Regions from separate parts of the Homo sapiens genome. Here region 1 is linked to region 2. The links are chromatin contacts, found by Hi-C or POLR2A ChIA-PET in ENCODE. All regions are on one chromosome and are shown on one strand. Each heading gives the region's core, a stretch centred on a gene start or an enhancer-like site at or near the end of the contact. The rest is flanking DNA. Distances are from core to core; before and after follow the strand shown. Region 1 has its middle 9.4 kb from the start of LINC01281. Region 2 has its middle 180 kb from the start of LINC01281.

What was found. Hi-C counts contacts between places; a loop is a spot of excess contacts on that map. ChIA-PET counts read pairs that join two places held with the same protein, here RNA polymerase II (POLR2A). Pooled maps may share reads with other maps.
Region 1: a map with no recorded cell type shows a loop between it and region 2 (4-fold over the local background). The contact joins two enhancer-like sites. A Hi-C loop is called at or near these places in 2 of 37 single-sample maps with no recorded cell type and 3 of 50 pooled maps. POLR2A ChIA-PET finds 5 or more read pairs at or near these places in 1 of 52 experiments (activated CD4-positive, alpha-beta T cell).

The regions. Positions count from the first base shown.
Region 1 is chrX:39,335,074-39,338,497 of GRCh38, forward strand. No RefSeq gene overlaps it. Among named protein-coding and RNA genes, the nearest start is that of LINC01281, 9.4 kb to the left of the region's middle. RefSeq lists an enhancer at 1,948-2,027. Within about 2 kb of position 1,643, at least 9 of the 41 ENCODE cell types and tissues checked have a DNase peak (open chromatin) inside an H3K27ac peak, as active enhancers do.
Region 2 is chrX:39,143,149-39,146,354 of GRCh38, forward strand. No RefSeq gene overlaps it. Among named protein-coding and RNA genes, the nearest start is that of LINC01281, 180 kb to the right of the region's middle. Within about 2 kb of position 1,948, at least 4 of the 41 ENCODE cell types and tissues checked have a DNase peak (open chromatin) inside an H3K27ac peak, as active enhancers do.

The sequences.
Region 1 (3,424 bases), core at 393-2,892, 190 kb after region 2:
GCTATCTAGACACCAGTCCCATGAGCTTTCTGCCGTCCTAGGCTCCCTCATAATGAACGCCAATGAACAATCAATCGATTTACAAATAAATTTGGTGTTTGTGAGGTTCAGTGCTCTACCTAAACAGAAAACAACTTGTATTTCCCACCTGGAAGAATTAACAGTATATGTTTTCATCTTATTGATTACTCTGGTCTCCAATTTCCAATGTCAGTATGAAATAGCAGTTAGGATATATTTCAGTACAACAGAAAAATCTACCTACCAGTGGCTTATGCCACAAGTATGCATATTGCTTACTTAACCAGTAGCCTGGAGGTGGCCAGTTGCAGGATTGGTTCAGCAGCTTAACCAGGCCAACAAATATCCTCCAATTGCACAATCCTCAGACTGATGCCTTTATTCTCAGATTGGCTGCCTCATGGTCTCAAGATGGCTTCAGCAGCCCCAGGCATCATCCTCACATGTCAGCATCCAAAGCAGGAAGAAAAGAAGGGGTAAAAGGCCTTGTTCTCTTGTGGCCTTGTTTTATCGAGGAGCTAGTATTTCTCAGTGTCTCTCCAGCACAGATCTTCTTACATCTCACGGTCCAGAACTGGGTCACAAGGTACTAGTCAATTGCAAAAGAGAATTGTCTGGTTGCCTTGGTCTAATCATGATTTATCCTTTGAGCCTGGGCACATTGCCAATGAACAAACCAAAGTTCCATTAGCAAGGTAAAATGGGGAACACCCTTTGTCTAAACAACCATCAGTGTCTGGCACACAAAGTCACTCAGACACTGATACGTGAAAATGAGAAGTGTTCCCCCTGGAAAAAATGGCCACAAACTGCCTCTTTTCAACATTGTGACACCATCAATAATTTGTGTCTAAAAATATAGAGACACCCTGTCACATAGCACATCCTAAGCCCATAGCAGTTTGTCCAATGAGCTTTTGTAACCCCCTCCTAAAGATACATCAACCCACAGGCAGTGCTACTCAAGGCCATGGGGCAGTCCTCTCTCCGTGCTTCTAGGACCTACCACTTCACCTCTACTCTGTTCTCCTCCAGCGCCTTTCAGCCTTCAGAAAAGAGGTCTAGGGACTTGCTAACACCTTTGTATGTTTCTTTACTGCACACACCTCCAGGAATTCCCTTAACTGCAAACTCGGTGCCCTGAGAGGCCCCAGGTATCAAGGGATCTAATGTTAGTGGCAGCCCAGCGAAAATGCTACTGCTGCTCCAGGTGTGAAGTGCTTCTACAGATGAAAGAAATTCTTTTTAAAAAGCCAAGAGGAAGTATTTCTTTCATGTCGAAATTTTAGATATTGTAACATGGAGATGGCAGTGGGGAGATGAGCTGTTTAGGGCCTCTCCTGCAGCCCCCAGATTACCCCATCAGAGGACCCTGCCCAAGTGGACAATCGTTAGCTCCAGGGAGCCTGTGGGCCAGCCTCTCTCTCCCAGATCACTGTTGTGTCCAGGCTTTGCATTCAGGAAGCACACATCTTAGGTGATTCTGAGTGTTATCACCAAGTTTCCTACTCTTTGGAGTTGATGTCTCTGAGTTTGTACTGCACATGAGCATGTTTATGTTATTCTGTGACCCCCTCTGCTGTGGAGCTGGTTTCTTTGACGATGTTTCTGTTTTCTCTTCCAGACTGGGAGCTCCTGGAGCCTGGGGCTGACATCATATTTATATGTGTATTTCTTGTGCCTGGCCTAATGCCTGCATCTCAGAGGAACACCCAGTAACTATTACATTAACAAATGACCTCAGAGACCAAGAAGGAGGATAAAGCTCTTTCCAGGTCTAAAGGCAGGGTTGAAAAAGAGAGGGAGACAATTACAGCCACTGCTTTCTGGCAGAAGACCCACCACGAAGTCCTGCAGTCCTGAGTTACACCACACCCTCATGCACACACTACAAGTCCCACGGCTGCCTTCATATTTACAATATCCCTGTGGCCAGGGCCGTTTCCTGTGTTCGATTTAGATCTATCAATAGAACACACTCTGAGAGTTTCACTTTGTGCTTTGTTTTTCCTCTGTACTAACAACATGAGTGTCCTTATCACAGTCACACTTGCAGGCCCCCAACTCTTGCTCTCTCCTTCAGATTTACTCAGGGCCACAGGAACCCACTGTCACTGAGTGTCTTTGCCAGAAAGCAGAGACTATAATTGTCTCCTCTGTTTCCAAATCCTGGCTTTATATCAAGGAAATTTGATCCTCTCTTTTGGTCCATGCACTTCTGTGTCTTTTTTCCTTATTCTGTTGGTCTCTCTCTCTCTCTCTTTCTCTCCCTTTCTCCCTCTCTCTCTCCCTCTTTATCCCTCTCCCCCCTTATCCCTCTCCCCCTTTCTCTCTTCTCTCTCTCTCTCTCTCTCTTTCTCTTCAAGGACAGAAAAATATCACCAACTTTAATCCGGACTAATCTGCCCATGTGTCCGCCAGGTCTCTAGAAGATGCCGTGGGAAGAGAGAGCAGTGTTTGTGTTTGTCTTTGTGTTGGAAGAGGCACCATCTGTGTGTGGGGGAGCAAACATGAACCAGGGAACCTGCCAAACTCTACACAGGGAGGGGAAGGTGTGGAGTATGCCATCCAGAACCCAATAGCTCCTGCTTCGAGGCTGCCCAATGGGCCCAGAGCTCCTGGAAGGGTGGCTGCTTGGGCTGGCTGTGTGCATTCATGCTGAAGCATTGCCTTTTTCTCCTTGAGTGCCTGCCATTCAGAACCACTGGGATGCAGAGGACACACACACACACCGGTGTTTCCAGCTGTGCCAGAGCCTGGAGCGTGTGAGCTCACAGAAGCCAGCCTTTGCCAACTCAGACCAGGTAGAAACTAAGGACTGGGCAAGGGCTGAGGGTAGAGTTAAAGAAAGCAACCAAATCTGACAGATGAGTGTGCAAGTTTCCCCCTGCCTCAGTTTCCCCAGCTTTCAAAAAGGAATCATACTCTTTACTTGCTTTGTATATGATTTATAAGAATATCATAAACTGTTACCTGCTGAGTGCCTGACACTGTTTCAAAAGCTTTACTTTTATTAATTTATTCAATAGTCACAGCCACTCCACTAGATAGGTACCATTATTTTATCTCCATTTTTCACATAAGAAATGTAGGCACAGAGAGGTTGAATAACTTGCCCAAGGGCACACAATTGGTAAGTGGCAGAGGTGGGATTTGAACCCAGGTAGCCTAGCTCCAGGATCAGTGCTCAGAACAGTCACACTATACTGCTTTGTGATGTGTAAATACAAGTGCTTGAAATAGTCTGAAGTTCCATACAAATGTATTTTCACAAATGAGGTCAGGCAGATACTCTGCTCTGGAGAGATTATTGACTCAGTGTCATAGACTCCTGGACAATTCTTTTGGCTTTTATTATTATTTTTAATTGACACACAATAATTGTACATATTAATCAGGTACA
Region 2 (3,206 bases), core at 698-3,197:
TAGTTGAAGAAATGAACACACAGCAATCATATAATCCTCCCAATGTTATACAGATAGAAAGTGACAGACCCAGGATTTGATCTATTTTATTCTCAAGCCCATATTGTATGTGAACTCAAACGAGATAATGGGATAAGAAAAACAGCCTTGAGCACTTGGGTTCCCCAGACTTATCTGGTGTTTGGTCTGGTGGGTTGGAAGGATGGGTGGACAAAGCATAGCAAGAAATCCCCTTTCTCGGGGATTCCTCCAGCAACAAAGGCTCTTCTTCCTTTCGGACTTTCTCCCTGTAGCCTAGTGCTGGAGGCCTGATCTTACAGCATCATGCAATGTGATGTCTAAGGGCTTTGGAAGTCTAGGCTCTGTCACCTTTTTGGTCATGCTTTCAAAACTTGAAATCCCATTCTCTAGTTACTCGCTGTATCATTTCAGCCTTAAGTCAATGAATGCTGCTGATTGAAATGGATGATTCCTTTTGAAATATGGGGATTCCTTTCATTTTTCCTTTCTTCCTTTCTCCCTTTTTTCTCTCTCCTTTCCTTCCCCTCCTTCCTTCCCTCCTTCCCTTGCACCTACCCTCCCTCCATCTGCTCGTCCTTCCTTCCTTCCTCCCTCCCTCCTTCCCTCCCTCCCTCCCTTCCTTCCTTCCTCCTTTTCAAACTGTGTACTTATTTACTTTTTCATTATGTTTTATCAGATATCTCTCTGTGTTTGCAGTGGGAGCATGGTCCTTGTTAGCTCAGTCCACCAAGTTATTGAAACATCACATATCTCTCCCACTCCAGCCTTCCACCCCTATTCTTGTTGATTCAGTCATACTGCCTTCATCCTCACTTTAAGGAAACCTGAATCATGAGGGTTATAGGTGCAATATCAGTGATGAGTTTGGAGAAGAGGGATTCTGTGGCCTGGGACTGCCTTAGGATAGATTCTGATCCAGAGATGGCGAGTCTGGTCCTGCCTCTCTCCTGAGAGGCACTGCACACATCAGCTGAATCCTTTCTGTTATGAGAAACTCTAATTAATGCATGTGCTGATTTGTTCTTCCCTGCTGAGGATGTTGGATTAATGATTACTGGGTGCCACATATGTTATCTCTTATGTATCTTTAATAAAAATAACAATGGCTACAAGTTACAGTAGCTTTACTGTGTTCAGCAGCCCTGTGCTGTCTTCCATATTCATTCTTTCATTTATCCCTCCCCCACCCTACGAAGTCACTATTGAGCATTATTTGCTTCACTGTACAGAGGAAGGAACTGATGCTCAAAGAATTTCAGTAAATTTCTCAAGGTCACGCTGCTAGAAAGAGGTAAGGTGGGTTGCACACCAAGGCTTGTTTGATTTCATAGCACTTAACCACTTGCCATCGTGCTGTTAGGTTTTAATGTTAAGGGGAAGTGAGAAATTTAATAATAGAACTTGGGCAAGGTAGCAATAAAAATGAGGTAGTGCTGTTGCATCACTCTTACAACTACCCTTCTTGCAATCCCCTTGCCTTTACATTTCAGAGGTGCTTGGAATGCTGATGGAGTTGAATCAGCAAGAGGGCCTGACTGAGAAGGCAGAGGATTTCTGACTCCACAGTTGGCCTTGCCAAGTTGGAGGTGCCCTTCCTGCCTCAACATCCACCAACTAACTACCAGAGAGCTTTGGGGTGTGATGTAGAGGGGAAGAAGGGGAAAGGTGTGGTGTGGAGAGGGGATGGAGTGGGATGAGGTGGAAACCCTGGCTGGTCTTGAGGGCTAGAAACCAACGAGCTCTGTGACCTTGGGGATGTTCCTTAACCTCTCTGGGCTTACTCCTGCTTTGTACCACAGCGAGTTTAAGCTATGTTTGCTGCTAGTTCAGGCAGTCCATGATGACATGATTTTTAGGAGGAGAAAACAGAGACAGATGTGCTGGAAGACACAGGCTCAGAAAGTTTCCGAGCCAGCCAGTCCCACATGAATGCCTACCACTCCAACGTTGTGTCAGTTCCCCTTTGGCTTTCTGACACTGCCTCGTGTCACCATATGGTTCCTGTTAACTGTTAGTGATCAACAGTCAGCTGCATCTAGAGCTTAGCTCCAACATGGGGGGGAGGAGTTTTGGTTCAGGAGTCAGACTGCCTGGGCTCATGTTCTCACGTCGTTGCTTACTTTCTGTGCGTTAGTTTCCTCATCTGTGAAAAAGGGAGAAATAATGGTGCTTTTCTCATGGGGTTCTCTGAGGACTGAAGGATATATTCATGTAAAATGATCTACCTGCTTCATTTGGTGCCAGGTACATGGGCCTACTCCTTCAATGTTAGTAATTACTAGCAGCAATTCAATCAGCAAACATTTGCAAGTCGTCTTCTAAAGCAAACCCCACAGGTAAGTGCTGTAAGGGACACAGAGAGGCATAGCCATGCCCCTTGATCCAGAGCTACATGTTGTGATCACCAGATACAAATGCTGAGGCAGAGTTCTGGGTATGAGATGTCTGTGGGGGATCAACACCTGTGAAAAGAAGGGGGAGAAATAAAAACTCTGCAAAGAAGGACCTGGAACTGTGTGTGATGCAGACCCAACGAAGCCTCCGCCAGTCAGGCAAACTCTGGAACAAAGACTGTCCTCAGAGGGTACAACACCAGACCAAAATGGCCAGGTTTCTACAGCCCTGCCTTGCTCACTAAACCAGACATGGGCCACCCCAGAAAGGACATGACAAGGCCAGTCTCAGCGTTTAGGCAGACTCTGAAGGGGCTGACAACTGGAAGCTGTCTGCAGAGCTGGACATCAAGTCCTTCCTTGAAGGGGGATCTAGGCAACACAATTGAATGCCCACCACACTCAAGGAGTTTATAAATAGTCAAAGGAATAGGCAGAGGACTAAAACAGATCACAGACTGTCCCTGGAAAAGTTTCCAGAGCTTGGCTGAGCTGAGAGGTTATTTGCCCAGGGCTGCCAAAGACAAACTTGTGACAGGGAGAACACAGGTTCTTGTAGAGAATGGGTGGGAAAGCATTAGATCTGTGCCCATGCTACACCAGAGATGGCAGATTGAAGGTCTACCTAGAGAAGTTAAGCCCAGGGTTAGAAACCTGGGAGATGGGGGCCTGGAAGAAGAAAAAGCCAGGACACACATTTTATACATGATTTTATGAATTTGGGTTAATTGAGTGGCAGGCATGAAACTTCCAAAACATGAGCACGTGTCCTGCCCAAGGTGAAGGCCGTGG